Linked DNA regions of Homo sapiens: region 1 is linked to region 2. The links are chromatin loops, found by intact Hi-C in ENCODE. Cell type or tissue: Caco-2. All regions are shown on one strand. Each heading gives the region's core, and the rest is flanking DNA. Links, peaks and the distances in the headings are about the cores only. Region 1 holds the start of PGBD1 (piggyBac transposable element derived 1). Region 2 overlaps ZSCAN12 (zinc finger and SCAN domain containing 12).

Evidence for each region. A loop is a pair of places that touch in the nucleus more often than their neighbours do. Peaks named below come from ENCODE experiments on the same cell type or tissue, not always from the same donor. Only the 100,000 strongest peaks of a DNase experiment are listed, where the experiment ranks them.
Region 1: it touches region 2 in a loop (10-fold over the local background); 2 of 110 quality-filtered maps call a loop at or near these places.

What each region holds. Positions count from the first base shown.
Region 1 is chr6:28,277,263-28,286,023 of GRCh38, forward strand. It overlaps ZSCAN26 (zinc finger and SCAN domain containing 26), which reads left to right. Exons shown (of 4, transcript NM_001023560.4): 4 at 1-942. It overlaps PGBD1 (piggyBac transposable element derived 1), which reads left to right and starts at 4,310. Exons shown (of 7, transcript NM_032507.4): 1 at 4,310-4,656; 2 at 6,514-6,947; 3 at 8,289-8,445. The coding sequence starts at 6,552. RefSeq lists silencers at 4,341-4,490, 4,682-4,858, 6,809-7,016. In Caco-2, for the core only: no CTCF peak of the experiment used is centred there; a DNase peak (open chromatin) is centred at 4,259; H3K4me3 peaks cover 1,176 bases.
Region 2 is chr6:28,379,362-28,388,122 of GRCh38, forward strand. It overlaps ZSCAN12 (zinc finger and SCAN domain containing 12), which reads right to left. Exons shown (of 4, transcript NM_001163391.2): 4 at 5,377-8,761. Among named protein-coding and RNA genes, the nearest start is that of ZSCAN12, 16 kb to the right of the region's middle. RefSeq lists an enhancer at 4,210-4,309. In Caco-2, for the core only: a CTCF peak has its summit at 4,360 (motif pointing left); a DNase peak (open chromatin) is centred at 4,110; H3K4me3 peaks cover 1,263 bases.

The DNA.
Region 1 (8,761 bases), core at 211-8,210, 100 kb before region 2:
GGACCACAATAATTTCACTGTAGATGATATGCTAGGATCAAAGTTAAACAGCATTCTTCACTGCAGGACATCTCAGAGCATGTAACATAACTGCATGATTATATACTCTAAGCAATAGAGAGCTTCATGACTGAGTAAGAGTTTTGAAGTCAGCAGTGAATCAAGTGCCCACAGATTTGCAGGCTTAAGCAGAACAAGGGAAGATTGATATTTTTGGATATGCTATAGCAGCTTTCTCCTATGAAATAAAACTGATGATGTTTGGAAGTATACTACTCTCAAAGGTGTCTTTAAAGTACAGGTTAATGGTGAACATTTTCCCCCAGTGGCTTCACCTCATTCCTCCCACTGGCCTTACCCCTTCCTTCCCCAGTGGAAGCATTTTCAAAAGCAAAGATAATTTTCGCTGGTGAACTTCAGAACTTGCCTTCAGGGTTAGCTTCATGTAATTTTACCATTTCCCATCCCCATTCCCCACCACATTATGTCAAGATTCAAGTTATAAATTAACGTTTTACTTAGACTTTGAAAGAGATTTCATGAGTAATTTGAATGAACCTTGCTGAATTAATCTGAATAGCAACTGTCTGACTTGATAACTCCAGTGCCAGTATAGTGGCTGCTGCATAGACACTATTCAGTAAATGTCTGATGAAAGAAATTGGACTTTTTCCCTTTAATACTGATGATGCAATTTTGAAATGTTGCTTGTTCTGGAATACTTCGGAAGTTAAACAATAAAGTCAGCTTGGAGAGGAGATCATGATCTTTATACTGTGAATAGCAGAATGTCACAGATGAAGAATATTAAAATTAGGGGCGTCCACTCCAAAACATATCACCAGAGTGACAACTTCAGCCCTCAGCCTCTGCAATCCATATATATCCTGGTCTTGGGAGTCCATAGAATACTGTTTCCTTCTAATAAAGGTTTCAAACAAATCCCTGCAGATTTATTTAAAGTGTTTGTGGAAGATAATTTTCCATATAAGCTGTGCAGTATTCTATGGTATATGTCCCCATTGTTCATCATTTACGTCATTTACAGTTTGATCACCATAAACAATTTTTCAGTGAACATCCTTGTATATACAACTTTGCCTACTTACAGAATTTTTTTCTTTGTTCAGTTCCCATAATGAGAATCAATGAGGCAGAAGGTAGGCATATTTTCTAAGGCTTTTGATGCATTTTCCAGAATGCCCTCCAGAAAAGTTACACTAATTTGTACACCCTGTTAGCAGCCTATGATAATGCCCAATTTTCTATACCCACGTAAACTGGGAATTATTCTTTTGAATATTTGACAATCTGATGTGTACAAAATGGTTTGCTTTTTTTAATAAACCATTTTTTAGAGCAGTTTTAAGTTCTCAGCAAAATTGAGAGGAAGATACAAAGATTTCTCATATACCCACTGCTCCCATTCATGTATAGCCTCCCCTATTATCAACATCCCCTCCCAGGGTGACATTTGTTACAATTGATGAACCTACATTGACATATTATCACCCAAAGACCATAGTTTACATTAGGGTTCACTCTTGGTATTGTTCATTTTATGGGTCTGGACAAATACATAATATCGTGTCCACCATTATAGTTTCACTGCCCTAAAAATCCTCTGTGCCTTACCTATTATTCATCCCTCCCTTTTTCCAGCCCCTAGCAACCACTGACCTTTCTACAGTCTTTATAGTTTTGCCTTTTCCAGGATGTCATGTATACAGGTTGAGTACAGCTAATCTGAAAACCCAAAATCCAAAATGCATTAAAATGTGAAACTTCAGCACCAACATGATGCTACAAGTGAAAAATTTCATACCTGACCTCGTGACAGGTCATAGACAAAATCCAGTCAATACTTTGTTTCGGCTGGGTGCAGTGGCTCAAGCCTGTAATCCCAGCACTTTGGGAGGCCAAGGTGGGTGGATCACCTGAGGTCAGGCGTTTGAGACCAGCCTGGCCAACATGGCGAAACCCCGTCTTTGCTAAAAATATAAAAATTAGCCGGGTGTGGTAGCATGCACCTGTAGTTCCAGCTACTTGGGAGGCTGAGGCACGAGAATCGCTTGAACCCAGGAGGCGGAGGTTGTGGTGAGCCAACATTGTGCCACTGCACTCCAGTCTGGGCAACAGAGCAAGACTCAATCTCAAAAAAAAAGACTATGTTTCATGCACGAAAGTATTTAAACTGTATAAAATTAGCTCTATGTGAGTAAGGTATATATGAAACAAATGAATTTCATGTTTAGACTTGGGCCTCATCCCTAAGATATTTCATAATGTATGTATATATTCCAAAATCCGAAATTGGAAACACTTCTGGCCCCAAGCATTTCAGATAAGGGATACTCAACTTGTAGTTGAAATCATACAGTATGTAGCTTTTCAGACAGGATTCTTTCACTTTGTAATATGCTTTTAAATTTTCTCAATATCTTTTCATGCCTTGATAGCTCATTTCTTTTTTTTTTCTTTTTTTTTTTTGACATAAGGTCTCACTCTGTTGGCCAGGCTGGAGTGCTGTGGTACGATCTTGGCTCACTACAACCTTTGCTTCCTGGGTTTAAGCAATTCTCCAGCCTCAGCCTTCTGAGTAGCTGGGACCACAGGCGCACACCACCACGGCCGGCTAATTTTTTGTATTTTTAGTAGAGATGGGGTTTCACTGTGTTGCCCAGGCTAGTCTCCAGCTCCTGAGCTCAAAGTGATCCACCTGCCTCAGCCTCCCAAAGTGCTGGGATCACAGGCTTGAGCCACCGTGTCTGGCCAGCTTATTTCTTTTTAGCACTGAATAATATTCCATTGTCTGCATATACCACAGCAAAAGAAATATCTGTTAAAGGACTGTTATCCAAAATACAGAAAGAACTCTTAAAACTCAGAAATAAGGAAACAACCCGATTCAAACATGAGCCAAAGACCTTGACAGACACCTCATTAAAGAAGATATACAGATGGAAAATAAGCATATGAAAAGATGCTCCACACCATATCCCATCAGGGAAATTGCAAATTAAAACAACTGTGAGATGCCACTACACATCTATTAGAATGACCAAAATCCAGAACACTGACACATCAAATTCTGGTATGGATGTGGAACAACAGGAGCTCTCATTCATTGCTGGTGGGAATGCAAAATGATACAGCCACTTTGGATGACAGTTAGGTAGTTTCGTACAAAATTAAACATACTCTTACCATGTGATACAGCAATCGCCCTCCTTAGTGTTTACCCAAAGGAGCTGAAAACCAGTGTCTACACAGAAGTTTGCACACAGATGTTTATAGCGGCTTTATTCATAATTGCCAAAACTCAGTAGGTAAATGAATAAATAATGGGTCTGTTTTTTAAAGAGTTTTTTATATTTTTACTATTGAACATCTTTTCACATGTTAATTTGTCACTTATCTTGTGTGTAGTAATGTTCATATCCTTTACTAATTTTTCTACTAAAGTCTCCTTTTACTCTTAAACAGAAGTGCCCTTAAAAATCAAATAGGGAACTTGCATATCAGCATTTTAAATGCACGTGTCCTTTGGCTGAACAGTTCTAATATGTGGCATTTATCCTAGAAATATATTCTTAAAAGAATGTAAAGGTATTGAATGGTGTTCCCTCTAGCATTGCTTTTAAAGAAAAAATATAACCTAAGTATGCATCAATAGGATAGTTAAGTAAATTATGGAACACTCATACAGTATTACTTAGCTGTTAAAGAATAAGCTGATCTGTGAAGATCTCCAAGTTGTCTTAACCGAAAAGAGCTAAGGTGCAAAATTACATTATGATACCATAAGTGTTTTAAAATGTATAAATACTTATTCACTAAACAAAATGTTCATTAAGTGCTACTGTGTGGCAGGTAGTGTCCTAGATAAATATGAACAAAATACAATGGTTAACTCTAAAGAGGGGACACTTTTCGTTTTATGGTCCTTTTGCAACTTGACTTTTTTATTGTACATATATTATGTATACTTAAAGAAAATAATTTGTACAGCTTACTATAATGGTCTTTTTATTGATCTGTCTCTCCTACCAGCCAGTGATGACCCCGAAGACAGACATTTACCACTGTGTTGGTTTTCAATCGAAATGATGTACATAAATTTGGGGCGTGCTTGCACCGTCCGAATGGGCCTGGGGTCCGGCGGCGGAGAGTGACCTGGGCGGGGCAGGAGGTGGCAGCGGGGGTCCTCCCGGCTCACCAGAGAGACGAGCGGCCGTGCTCCTAGAGAGGCAGGGAACCCGCCAGACTCCGCCACTCCGCTGCGGGCGCGGCGCAGGGAGAAGCTTTTGTACCCGCCCAGCTGCTGGAGGCGCCGGCAGCGCCCGCCAGACCCGCCAGCCCAGCGGCCCGGGCTCTGGGGAAACCGGCGCTCCCGACAGGGGAGCACCGGGCCTCTGAGCTCCCTCGGGAGCCTTTCACGAGGTCAGCTACGTCTTTGTTGTGCGCGTTCCTGAACTTTTGGTCCATTAACCAACAATTAGACACGCCGGTATTCAGTGCCTGGCGCGGTGCTAGATGCTGGGTGTAATCTCAGAAAAATACATTCAGGGGCGCGCCTGAGGGTGCTGGCTGCTGGCATCTCAGGTGCTTTACGTGCATTCGTGAAGAAGCCCATCAGTATTTCTTGAATACCAGGTACGTGCCGGGCATGTAGAGTCTATGCAGAGATAAACTCCTGTCCTCAAGAACCCGGGTGGGGATGGGGTTGGTGATCTGTAATACGAGATGGAGATGAGGGTTGGGTGCAGTTTTCTATGGGAATACCCCATCTCAACCTGTGTGGCTTACTTTTCCTGTCTATATGTTAGGGTTAGGGGTTGCCAGGGAAGGTTTTACAATAGAACATTTACGCTGGGCCTTGGGAATTTACCCTTAGAAGGGCGGTCCTGACTGTATAGAGTGGGTGGAAAAAAATTGAGTACTTAGCATGGCAGTGACATAAGAAATTTGGGAAGACCATGGCTTTCTTGAAAGCAGGAACCAAGTCTTTTATTCCAGAGTTAACTTTATGCCTGGAAAATAATGAGATGCTCCACAAATGTTGATTGAGTGACAAACAAATCAGCAAAACCCAGTAAAGATTAGATCCTGGGGAGTTTGAATTTACTTCAACGAGTTTAATGAAAACTTTGTGTGTGTTTATGTGTGTGTGAGGTATGTTGAATATGGTCACAACTGTGCTTTAGGGAATATTAATCCAGTGACCATAGAAGCGGGGAGTTGGGCAGGAATACCGTAACAGAACATTATTGTAACAGTGAATGAAAATAATAGTAAAATTATAAGAAGGAAAGAATGGCTGCAAGAGGCGTTTTTAAGAATTGACTCACTGATTGTGTATAGAGGCTGTTTAAAAGACTGAATGCGTGGAAGATGATGGTGATGCCAGTAGAAATGGAGAAATACCGAGTGAACGCAGCTTTGAGGGACTCTGATTTCAGTTTGAGATCTGTTGAAATTATAGTGCAGTAGAGGCCCACAGCTGCTGGCATTTCAAGATGTGGGTTTGGAGTGCAAAAAGCAAGCTGGTGCCAAAGATTTGAGTCTTCTTGGAACAGAGATATATTGAAAGTGTGACTAAGGAGATCACAAAGGAAAAAATGAAAAGAGGGAATAAAAGAACTTGATGCATGTCTACTGTTTTTCAGTTATGTATTGTTGCATCAAAAATAAAACTCTAAACTTAGTGGCTGAAAACAAGCTCAGCTTATTGTTCCTCAGGATTATGCGGGTTGACTAGGCGGTTCTACTGGTCTCACCTGGAGTTACTAATAGAGCTGCATTCAGGTGGTGAATTATTTGAGCACTAGGCCTGGCTGGGCTTTAACTTGGGCATTTTGGTTCTCATCCACATGACCTCTGTATAGCTAGCTTGGGCTTCCTTACAGCATGGCAGTCTTATGGCAGTGAGCCAAGAGCTACAGCAGCACTCTCTCTTACAATGTCATTTCTGCTGTATTCCACTGGTCAAAGCAAGTCATAGGCCAGAACAGATTCAAGGGAAGGAAAAAGAGACTCCACCCCTTGAATGACAACAGTGGCAAAATCTCATCACAAAAGGTATTTGAGAATGGGAGACTTTGGAAACATTCTGTTACACCTACATTTAAAGTGGAATATTCAATGAGAGTTACACAGATATAGAAGACCTTTGAGACTGTATTATTTGTCCATGAAGGCAGCCATCTGCCTCCTCAATGGGTAAATTATCCCCTCTCCCCAGCTGAAGTGCAAGCTACTCGAGCTTTCTTATTGCTAACACTTCTTCCCTCATGTCCTACATCCCTTACCTTTGGACTCAGGCCCTTTAGTACTAGTTCAAAATATACTTCTGATTCATTTCACTGATAATAGAAGCAAGCAGGCTCAGCTTTTGAGCATTACCTACAGTGGGGACAAAAATGTAAGTAGGTTACATACAGTTTTGAAGCTCTTATAATTTGCATGTTGCTGATAAATTCTTATGCCTCAGATCTCTATTTCTGAATATAGACCCCAAGCTAAGTGAAGCTTTAGCCTCTAAGCTCAACATGTATGAAGCTTTGCCAGGCCCTGCTCCTGAAAATGAAGATGGCCTTGTGAAAGTGAAGGAGGAAGATCCCACCTGGGAGCAGGTGTGCAACTCACAGGAGGGCAGCTCCCACACTCAGGAGATTTGCCGCCTGCGCTTTCGGCACTTCTGCTACCAGGAGGCTCACGGACCCCAGGAAGCTCTGGCCCAACTCCGAGAACTTTGTCATCAATGGCTGAGACCGGAGATGCACACCAAGGAACAGATAATGGAACTGCTGGTGCTGGAGCAGTTCCTGACCATCCTGCCCAAGGAGCTCCAGCCCTGTGTGAAGACATATCCTCTGGAGAGTGGAGAGGAGGCAGTGACAGTGCTGGAGAATCTAGAGACAGGAAGTGGAGACACAGGACAACAGGTGGGAAGAGAATGTGTGTGGTGATGTGGGAGAAGAAAAGGGGGACATGTATCGGTTTATTTTTAACGTTTTATTTTGAAATAACTCCTAATTTATAGAAGTATTAGAAGAATAGAGAACTCCCGTAAAACTCTTCATCCAAATTTGCCAGTTGTTAACATTTGTTTGATGAAGTCCCATTGTTGTGTACACACTCGTACAAGGAAGTGCATTCCCCCCCCCCAAGATGCATATGTATATGTATACACACACATACATACACATATGCAGTATTTTTTTTTCCTGAATCTATTTGAGAGTCAGTTGCAAACACTATATCCCTTTACCTCACTGTTGACCAGGCTGGAGTGCAGTGGTACGATCATAGCATCATTGCAGCCTTGAACTGCAATGGTGGAAGGCTCAAGCAATCCTCCCACCTCAGGCTCCTGAGTAGATGGGACTACAGGTGCATGCCACCATGCCTGGCTAATTTATTTTTAATTTTTTGTAGCGGGGGTGGGGTCTCACTATATTGCCCAGGCTGATCTTGAACTCCTGGCCTCAAGTGATCATGCTGCCTTGGCCTCCCAAAGTGTTGGGATTACAGGCATGAGCCACTGCACCTGGCTATTCGGTGTGTATTTCTGAAGAGTGAGGATATTCTCTTGTATCACAAGAATACAAAAATCAAGTTTAGGGAAATTAAACTTACGATACTATCATATAACCTTAGTCCTTATTCATATTTTGCCATGTTATCCTAATAATGTTCTTTATGATAATTTTCCTGTGATTCAGGATACAAGCCAGCATCACATATTGCACTTAGTTGCCATATCTCTAGTCTGTGAATCTGGAGTAGCTGCTGTCTTTGTCATGACGTTGTTATTTTTGAAGAGTACAGCTAGTTTTTTTGGAGACTATCCCTCAATTTGAGTTTGTCCTATATTTTCTCATGATTCAGGCTGCACATTTTGGCTAGAATACCACAGAGGTAATGTTGTGTTCTCAGTGCGTTACTTCAGGAGGTGCGTAGTGATGATTTGTCCCATTACTGATGAGGTTATGGTGGTACCTGTCAATTTTCTCCACTAGAAAGTTACCATTTTCCCCTTTGTAATTACTAAGTAATCTGTGGGAGACATTTTGAGGTGGTGTACATATCCTGTTCCTCATTAAATTTTCACCAGCTAGTTTAAACATCCACTTGTTTGTTGTTTTTGTTTTTCTGGGCTGGGATCCTTTGCCTGTCTTTTCTGCCTTGTTTGCTGCTGTATCCCCAGCATGTAGAACAGTGCCAGGCTCTTAGCATGCAGTCCATATATGCATGCCCTTTCAAAATAAATCTTTTGTTTCCAGGCCTCTGTCTATATTCAGGGACAGGACATGCACCCAATGGTGGCAGAATATCAAGGAGTCTCTTTGGAGTGTCAGAGCCTCCAGCTCCTGCCTGGGATAACCACCCTGAAGTGTGAACCTCCACAGCGTCCTCAAGGGAACCCCCAAGAAGTGAGTGGTGAGTGCTCGAGTGAGTTTAGTGAGGACGCTGGGAGCTGGCCACTGACACTTGCACAGCCTTCTTGACCTCAAGTTTGTATACATTGTGAAATGATTACCACAAGCTAACTTACATATCTCACAGTTACCTTTTATGTGTCTGTGGTAAGAATTCCTAAGATCTACTCTCATGAAATTTCAAGTATACAATATATTATTATTACTAACTATAGTCAGCATTCTGTACGTAGGTCTTCAGAGCTTATTCATCTTATAACTGCAAGTTTATACCCTGTGACCAACATCAAGTTTTATTTTTTTGTCTAACCCTGTAT
Region 2 (8,761 bases), core at 249-8,248:
GAGGCCAAGGTGGGCAGATCACAAGGTCAGGAGTTCGAGACCAGCCTGGCCAACATGGTGAAACCCCGTCTCTACTAAAAATACAAAAATTAGCTGGGAATGGTGGCAAGTGCCTGTAATCCCAGCTACTCGGGAGACTGAGACAGGAGAATCACTTGAACCTGGGAGGCGGAGGTTGCAGTGAGCCGAGATCGTGCCATTGCACTCCAGCCTGGGCGACAGGAGCAAGACTCCATCTCAAAAAAATAAAGAAAATAAAGAAGCCAAGCTAGAAAAATATACTCTCTGAAGGGACACCTACACGGTCTTGTGTTGGAGAATATAAAGGTAGTCTCAAATTTACAGAAATTCCCAGCAATTTAATAATATAGTTCCTTTCACTGCATTTACTGAAACATGATATATGTGATTTTTATGTCCTAGGGTACCAATACAAGCCTACTCAGACCAAAAAGAAAATAATATATATATATTTACAACAAACAGTAGACGATAATACTATTGTGTATACTTGCTGAATGAATTAAAGATATGAGATGAGACTAGAGCAGGCATGAAGAAAAAATACCTGTCTCCCAAAACAGAGATAATCATCCAGGAGACAGATCACAAATCCAGAGATGCAACTTATTTCAAAAGTCCTGGTTGCTTACACATATAGACCCCTCTGGAAGGGAAAAATAACTTCTAACATTTCCTTTTCTTGATCTAAGAAACTAATTTAATGTTTTTACTGGCTAAAATGAGCAATTTAGACTACCCATTCCCCATACAACTTGCCCACTTACATTAATTATATTAACTTTTCAATACTGTGGAGGCTCCCTTGTTGAGGTCTGATCTCTGTCTATACAAGTTTCCACAATCCTCTCATTTATAAGAGCCTCTCTAATATGAATTCACTCACTGATTTTTCCCAAGTTCCAACCTCTGAAGACTTTTCCGTACTCATCACACTGGCAGGGTTTCCCTTTACTGTGAATTCTCCAATGCTGAAGCAAGCATCTCCACATTCATCATGTTTATTGTGCAGATTCTCTGGTGCACAGTCAGTCCTGGCTTCTGGGTGAAGGTCTTCCTACATTCTTTATACGAGTTTGTATAAGGTTTCTTTGCTGAACAAAGGCCTCCTCAGTTATTACATTTATGCAGTCTCTCTCTCATGTGGATTCTTTGAAGTCAAATAAGGCCATGTGGCTGAAAACTTTCCCACATTCCTTATGGTGACAGCATTTTTCCTTGTGGTGGTTCTTCTAGGGGGAAAAGAGGGTTCCACTATAAACAAAAGCCTTTCAAAAACTTGTTGATTGCACAGATTGAAAAGAGATTCTCTTCATCGTGGACTCCATGATGCTGAGTAATGACTCACCATAAACTAAAGCTTTTACTACACTTACTGCATTGATGTTGCAGTTCTACAGACATTCCCCCCAACAAAATTCAGCATCTCCAGATTTTGTTTTGTTTTGTTTTGGAGCCAAGTCCTTAGTTTCCTTCTCAGTAACACCATCTAAAACAAAATGCACAGACAATTCAAATGTCAGTTGTCTCTTCTGAAATGAGATTTATGATAGGGTACAGTGATTAAAAATAAAATCCACTTTTACCTAAAGTGCATGCCTTTTCTAAGTCTCTAAACAAGCATCTCATTTTTGTGAAGGCACGTGGCAGGGTAGGAGTAGGGGGGTCCAATTTGGGTGAGAAGAGACAGCTAGGCAGAAAGAGACTGGAAGTGCATGGAAGACTTTTCACAAAAATGTGACAATAAAAGAAATCAGGAAAGTATAATCAAAAAAGAGAAGATCAGTTTGAATCCAAAGCTGAGAAACAAGGAATATCATGAAACCAAGAGAAAGTTTAATTTGTTAAGGACAGTTAAAAGGACTATTTCTACTCACTTTAAGTATCTTGGCTACTACTATAAACCTACAGAATGTTCAATAAATATTTGTTGAGTGGATCAGTAAACAACGGGATATGATCAAAGTTAACTTGAAACAATAGCTAAACCAGTTTCAAAATACACACTAATCTGATGTGGGGAAATCAATAAACTGGAAAATTAACAGTGGGGAAATAAATTTTCTAGGTAATATTCATGTCTAAAATGTAAGAAAGCAACACTCTGAAGCTAAAGGAGTTAAGTGGGTCAAAAAAAACAAAACCCCAATCCCCTACAAATATGGCTGAGATTTCCTACTTAACGAATCAGGTAGATAATGAGAAGGAGATGAGTAGAGACAAGTTTTCTGGGGAGAGGATGCTACTAAAAGTTCTAAAAGCTTCCCGTGAGGCTCTCCTCTTCTTTCTCTCCAGAGATGCTCTCTCATCAGCTTTCCATATCAAAAGGCAATAACACTGAGAGGTAAACTAAGGTAGGATCTTAGGTTTGATCTGAAACCTTTCATTCCAAGGTACTATCTTTGCCAAAAGCATATCTTGTTATATCATTTAGCCTGAGACCTAAAGGCAATGTGATAAAATTGGTCTTGGGAAATGGAATTTGAAGCTAAATCCTAAGTTAAAACACCCAACAAACAAAAAACCCAATATAGAAAGAGGAGGTCCCAGAGATGCACCTAAATAACAGGAGAATTAAAACCTACTATTTATGGGAAATGTTGGGTTATGGCTCCAGAGACATCTGGTGGATCCTAAAGTTCAGGTTTGCTGCTTTCTATCCTATTCCCAAAGCCTTTTGCTAGTCAAGCTATAAGTGATCCTCCCAAGCTTTCCCATCGGTGGTTTGTCCTTCATTCAAACTCTCTCTTCAACTTTTCCAGCATCATCGATTGCCTCGTCTCCACATTCTGGATGATATTATCTTACCTATATCTGCAGCTTCACAAGTAGGGGCCAGGGCCTGTTCCAGCACCTGCTTCATAATATGTATTTCTGGTCTCAGGAACTACTGGCAAAGCTTCCTAAGTCTTCTGACAGCTCTGTGAAGTCCAAGTGGCTTTTTCCAATGCTGGCAAACCTTCCCAAGTCTTCTGACAGCTCTGTAAAGTCCAGGTAGCTATCTCCAGAGAGTAGCAATTTAAAGTTTGAGGAAAGACCTGTGATTTCTTTGCCAGCCTGATTCTTTGTTCTAGGCACAGCCTTCTTCCTTTACCATCAGTCACTATTAGAGATCTCTCCTGAAACAAGATTGCCATTCTGGAATGAGAGAGCTCAGGAGAAGATTCACTCCAGCTTGGGGTTCAGAGTGATTTTTCAGAAGTATTTCCTTGTAGCTGGTCTTCTTCCTGAGGCATAAAATAACAATGTTAACAGAAGCTAAATTTTGTTTACTTCTTTAGCCAAGAACTCACTTATCTGAACAAGGCACTGAAAGAAAACGGAACTCTGTCAGGAAGGTAAATAAATTAGGAAAGCAAAAGTGACTGCAAATTATTAGCTAGCCCCATCTGCTAGCCTTTTACTCTCTAAAAGTTTTTATTAATAAAACTTTAAAGATCATGACCCTCTTCCCTTGGCTCCCCCCCACTTCAAAATACCCATATAAACGGCAGAGATAAGAACATCAGAAATGAAAAATAACAACGGCTAATATTTATTTAAAATGCACCATACATGCAATATCCTGTATAAACGGCAGAGATAAGAACATCAGAAATGAAAAATAACAACAGCTAATATTTATTTAAAATGCACCATGCATGCAGCCATTTAAGTAGACACTTATAATCTCACTGACAGAGGAATAAAACTGAGGCACAGAGAGATTAAGTAATTTGCTCAAAGTCACACAACAGCTAGGTGGATTCTGTCTTTTCTTGTACTCAGCGTCGATCTTGGGAAAATCATGAATCACATAATTTCCCCAAATGAACCCAACTTTCCTTTCACCAAACGGGGAACCCAGACTCCTTTTTCTCAACAGCCAGTTTTCCTGATACCTCAAAACTTGGAAGTCATCCTTAACTTCCCCTGGCAGCTCTCAACCTATCAGGCCCAACCTCACCAGAGACACTGAAAGGCCGGAGCGCACGAATCTGAAACCACCCGCCTCCAAAGGTCCGTCACAAAGGCCAGAAAGGTCGGTACTTTCACGTGCCGCTGCCGTCAACGGCTGTCTCAGCATTCAGCTTCTCTAGGATTCTGGAGGCTTTCTCCTCTCTGTGGTTGCCCGGCCGAACCCCGCCCCAGCTGAGCAGCGCAAGTTCCAGCTGAGCAGTCAGGTAACCCCAGGGGCCCATGCTCCCAGGCCGGGGCGCGTCAGACCCGTGCGAGGCCGGCCTTCCAGCTGCAGAACGTCGGAAGAGCAGCTCGGAAGGCAAACTTCGGATAGCAGGGGCCGCTAGGTACCTCTGATAACTAACAGGGGCGGAGACAAAAGGGAAGAAATCTCTCCTTTCCAGCTTGGGCGATAAGTGTCCCCTGCTGGCCACTGCTCATCAGTTCTCCAGCAGGAAAGTAAAAGTATACCTGGGTGGGAGCTTTTATCTCAGGGCTAGGAGGACTGTGCAGCAGTCTGGGAAACATGCAGCTTGGTTAAAGGTAAATTTTGACCTGGGTCACTGGCATCTAGAGACAATGCATTTGAGAGAGCCCACAACAACAATCAAAATAGCAGTTGTAAAGCACTAATGTGCCAAGCACTATTCTAACACTTCGTAAACTCATTTAATCTACATTGGGTTGGTACTATTATCCTTGTCATTTTACATAGGAGGAAACTGAGGGACGAGAGGTTAAATCCCTTGCCCAAAGTCACTTAGCTAGTAAACTGAGATTCGAACCATGGCAATCCGTCTCTAGAATCCAGGTTCTTAAACCCTATCTCAGGAATAAGTAGGGAATTTGGCCAGAGGAAGCTGCAGAGTCCCTAAACTGCCTCAATCTTTATCAGGGATGAAATGAGGAGACATCTACTCCTAAATTCGTTACTGAAGTAGGCAGAACTAAGGCACTAGATCAAAACACTAAGATATGCCCACTAAGCTTGAAGAGGAGTAATGATGATGTAATCATAAATCAAAAGTAACAAATGGCTTCCACTATGGAGCCCTTCTTGGGACTTCCAGGAGCAGGCCAACTGGGCTTAGGAAAATGACTGGCAGGAGCAAACAGACATATACCCTAGAGATTAACTTGAACTATGATAGGTGAAAGCTCTGGGAGCCTTGACTGATGGGTTTCTGACACCTAAATGGTGTTTTTAACGTGTATGAAGAGAATCAACTGTCTCTTCAAGAGATGAAATCAAGGGAAAACTGCTGGCTCTAAATGATGGTCTTACAATGTAAGCTAGGGGGCTAATCAACTGAAAAGTTTAAAACACTTATCATAGTTGGCTTTGTCAACATCAAATTATATACATGAGGTCATATATATGTAAAATACAAATTACAACACAAAAATATTCATACATACTTTTTACACATTTATATATATATGTAGAAATACTATACAAGTAAAAAATAATGTGTGAGGACTCCTTACCAAACGCACACAGAACGTTTGAGAGGGAGAGGATCCAAAGAAATTCCAATAAAATGAGCTGCTGTAGTGACTGTGGTATATAACTTTTCGGTTTAAAGGATAAAAGTTGGGAAGAGATTCAATTAAAGGCTATCGAATGATTATGTCTAGGTTGAACAACAAGCATTTGCTCAAATTCTGGCCTTGTGGAGTTAGGAGGGTCACCATTTGAACTGTAAAATTGGTAAGTCTTAAGCAAAGAAAAATATCATATATCACATATATGTGTGTGTGTGCATTTTTAAATCCAAGAAGTATCTTCTAATATAAAATCACTTTTGAAAACTGGCATTAAAGATAGATCCATAATGGGTTATCAACACTTGGGGACAAATCTTTAAATCTTTCTGTATTAAATTAGACAGCCAAATATTCCTTATTCTGTGAGAATAATGCAGAGTGATTTATCATTCTAAGAAGGGTGATCTTTTCATATAAAGAGCCCATTTTTAAAGTGGAATGTCTCCTGTGACACCCTCACTGTGCAGGCAACAAGAAGTAGAGCTGTTTATGCTGGCCAAACCTCATCCAAGATTTGGTATGCAGAGGGGGTGATAATATTATTACCTGAGGTGTTTGGACTCCAGGACTTTCTGAATCATTTTTCAGAATAATGACTGGAGATAAAAAGTTTTTACAGATAATTACTCAAGACACTGAATTACCACTGCAACACATGGTTTGTTCAACTGAAATAAAGAGAGGAAGTGTATCACAGAGGTTAAAAGTGTGAACTCTGGAACTGGGCTGCTTGGGTTCAAATCTTGGCCTGACCACATACTAACTTCGGGACCTTGAGCAGCTTTAGATTATCTATTTCAGTTTCCCCAGCTGAAAGTGAAATGTTGTAAGTAAAGCATTTAGTAATGTCTGGCCCTTAGTAAGCAGCTAATAAGTGTGCGGTATTGTCATTAATAAATCCTTTTCTCAATTCCAAAAGATGGCCAATAAGAACAGCTTTGTTTTGACTATAACAACTCTACAAATAATCTGTATATTAACAAAAGTGGCTACTTCTGTACTGAATACAGGAATGCAGACTTGTCTAAGTTCTTCTATCTTAGAGGTCTCTACAACCAACCTCATTATACAGTTGAGATGTCTCAATTTGGAGCCCTGCTCAATCCCACTGTCTTTCCTCATTAGCTTCATCTCGTACCTCAAACTCTGGCAACCTCTTAATACAATTTATTTTTGGAAGGAGGGCCCCATTCTTTTTTCCTCTGCAGTCACTTCCCACTGCACTCTCTGGAATCAGTTTGATTGTCAGGTTACGTTTTCATTCATAGCCCGTGTTGAAACTCACCTCACTTTTCATTACTTTAGAAACTTGGCTCTTCCCCAACCTCTCCATGCTTTTTGCCTTAAACACTTAATGTCTTGTTTACCTTGAATCAATTAGAAAAGACAAGCCAGTCAATCTTATTCTTATTCTTAATATTATTTGCAAGCTTTATGATTCATTCAAGTTTTACAACAGATACTTCTATCTGGCCATTGTTACTACAATTGATGACCGTTATTTCTACCTTGGACCTGCTTCGCTTTTATATTCTTCGTTTCCATCCCACCCCGTTATTGTTATTTCAAAATCCACATACATAAAATGCTTCAGAGGTTTCTGGTTTCCTAGGATCTTGTCACTGTCACACCACATCTATATGTTATCCACAAAATGTACTCCTGACTTCATCACAAAGCATTCTCTCTTCACTGCATTCCCTAATGTAGCACTCCTATTCCATATCTAACATGTCACATCCTCCATTTGCCCCTCAGGGCCTTCAATTTGCCTATATTGCCAATTTAGCTCCAATTAGTAGCCTTATTCTACTATATTTCCTCTTTATCCTGGAAAGCTAGTTTAATCCTCTTTGATGCCTACCTGGAAATTCCATGTCACTCCACCTTTTTTTGGTACTACAACTGTATTTAAGCATGAGAAATAACCAGAACAAAACCCCCACGTGTATTTTTATTTTTATTTTAATTTTTGTTGAGATGGAGTCTTGCTCTGTCACCAGGCGGGAGAGCAGTGGTGCCATCTCAGCTCACTGCAACCTCCACCTCCCGGATTCAAGCGATTCTCCTGCCTCAGCCTCTCGAGTAGCTGGGATTACAGGCATGTGCCACCACGCCTGGTTAATTTTTGTATTTTTAGTGGAGATGGGGTTTCACCACATTGTCAAGATGGTCTCAACCTCCTGACCTCGTGATCCGCCCACCTCGGCCTCCCAAAGTGCTGGGATTATAAGTGTGAGCCACTGCACCCAGCCTCCACATTTATTTTTAAACAAGTATGAACTGTACCCTCCTATAATAGGCATATTCCATTGTTCTGAGTCTTTGTTTATGGTCCCTTTATAATATTAGGTATATAAGAAAGATTAAGTAGTGTGCAGAAAGGCAAATGGAGGAATGTGCGCAATGACAGAACATATTAAGCAGAAAATGAACTGGAAAGACCCCAAGTAAAGGCACTCAGAGGAGTAGAAGGCAAGTTTAAAACAACGATTGCATTCCAGCGAGCAGTCAGATTAAAAGAGAGGCTCTGAAGTTACTATGAACAGTAATTTCAGTTTGGATAACAAGTCTATAAAATCAGATTAGATAAGGAGTATGCATAGCATGTTTGGTAAGGAGAACATTCTCACACAGGTTCTCATCACTAAGTAAAGTCCCCTCCACTGAGAAGAGTTTCTAACAGTGAAACAGCAAAAGAACTACCATAACTAACTCCATTTTTGTTTAAGGACCCTTTACCTATTCCTCCATGTAGGCTAATTTTAGAGCAGAGATAATATGCAAAAACAGCAATCATGTAGTTTTAAAAACTAACTCTGGGATTAAAGAAGTATGTATAACAATTATGTTTTGTTGAAGATTTGCAGGAGCATTGTGACCCAACCAATGACAAAGAAGTTCCCAACCTCCTTGGACTCTTGCTGGCGCCCAGATGTCTGTGGTCATAGGTCACCTCTTCATCCCAACTCTGTCCTCTTCCCTTTGCCCTTAACATAAAAAGAGCCGAGCCCAACATTTGTACTGACTTAAGATGGTACTTTAGGACAGTAGTCTACCATCGTCTCAGTTTGCTGGCTCTCCGAATAAATCTGCTTTTCCTCGCACCAATTTTCTTCTCTCCCGAGTTTTGGCTTTGGAGCCGCAAGCAGCTGAACCTTGGTTTGGTTACAAGTTTGCATTCTCATTATGTGAGAAATGGGAGGCAGGGTAAACTTAGGTAGAGCACAGGCCTCACATACTTAGAGCTACA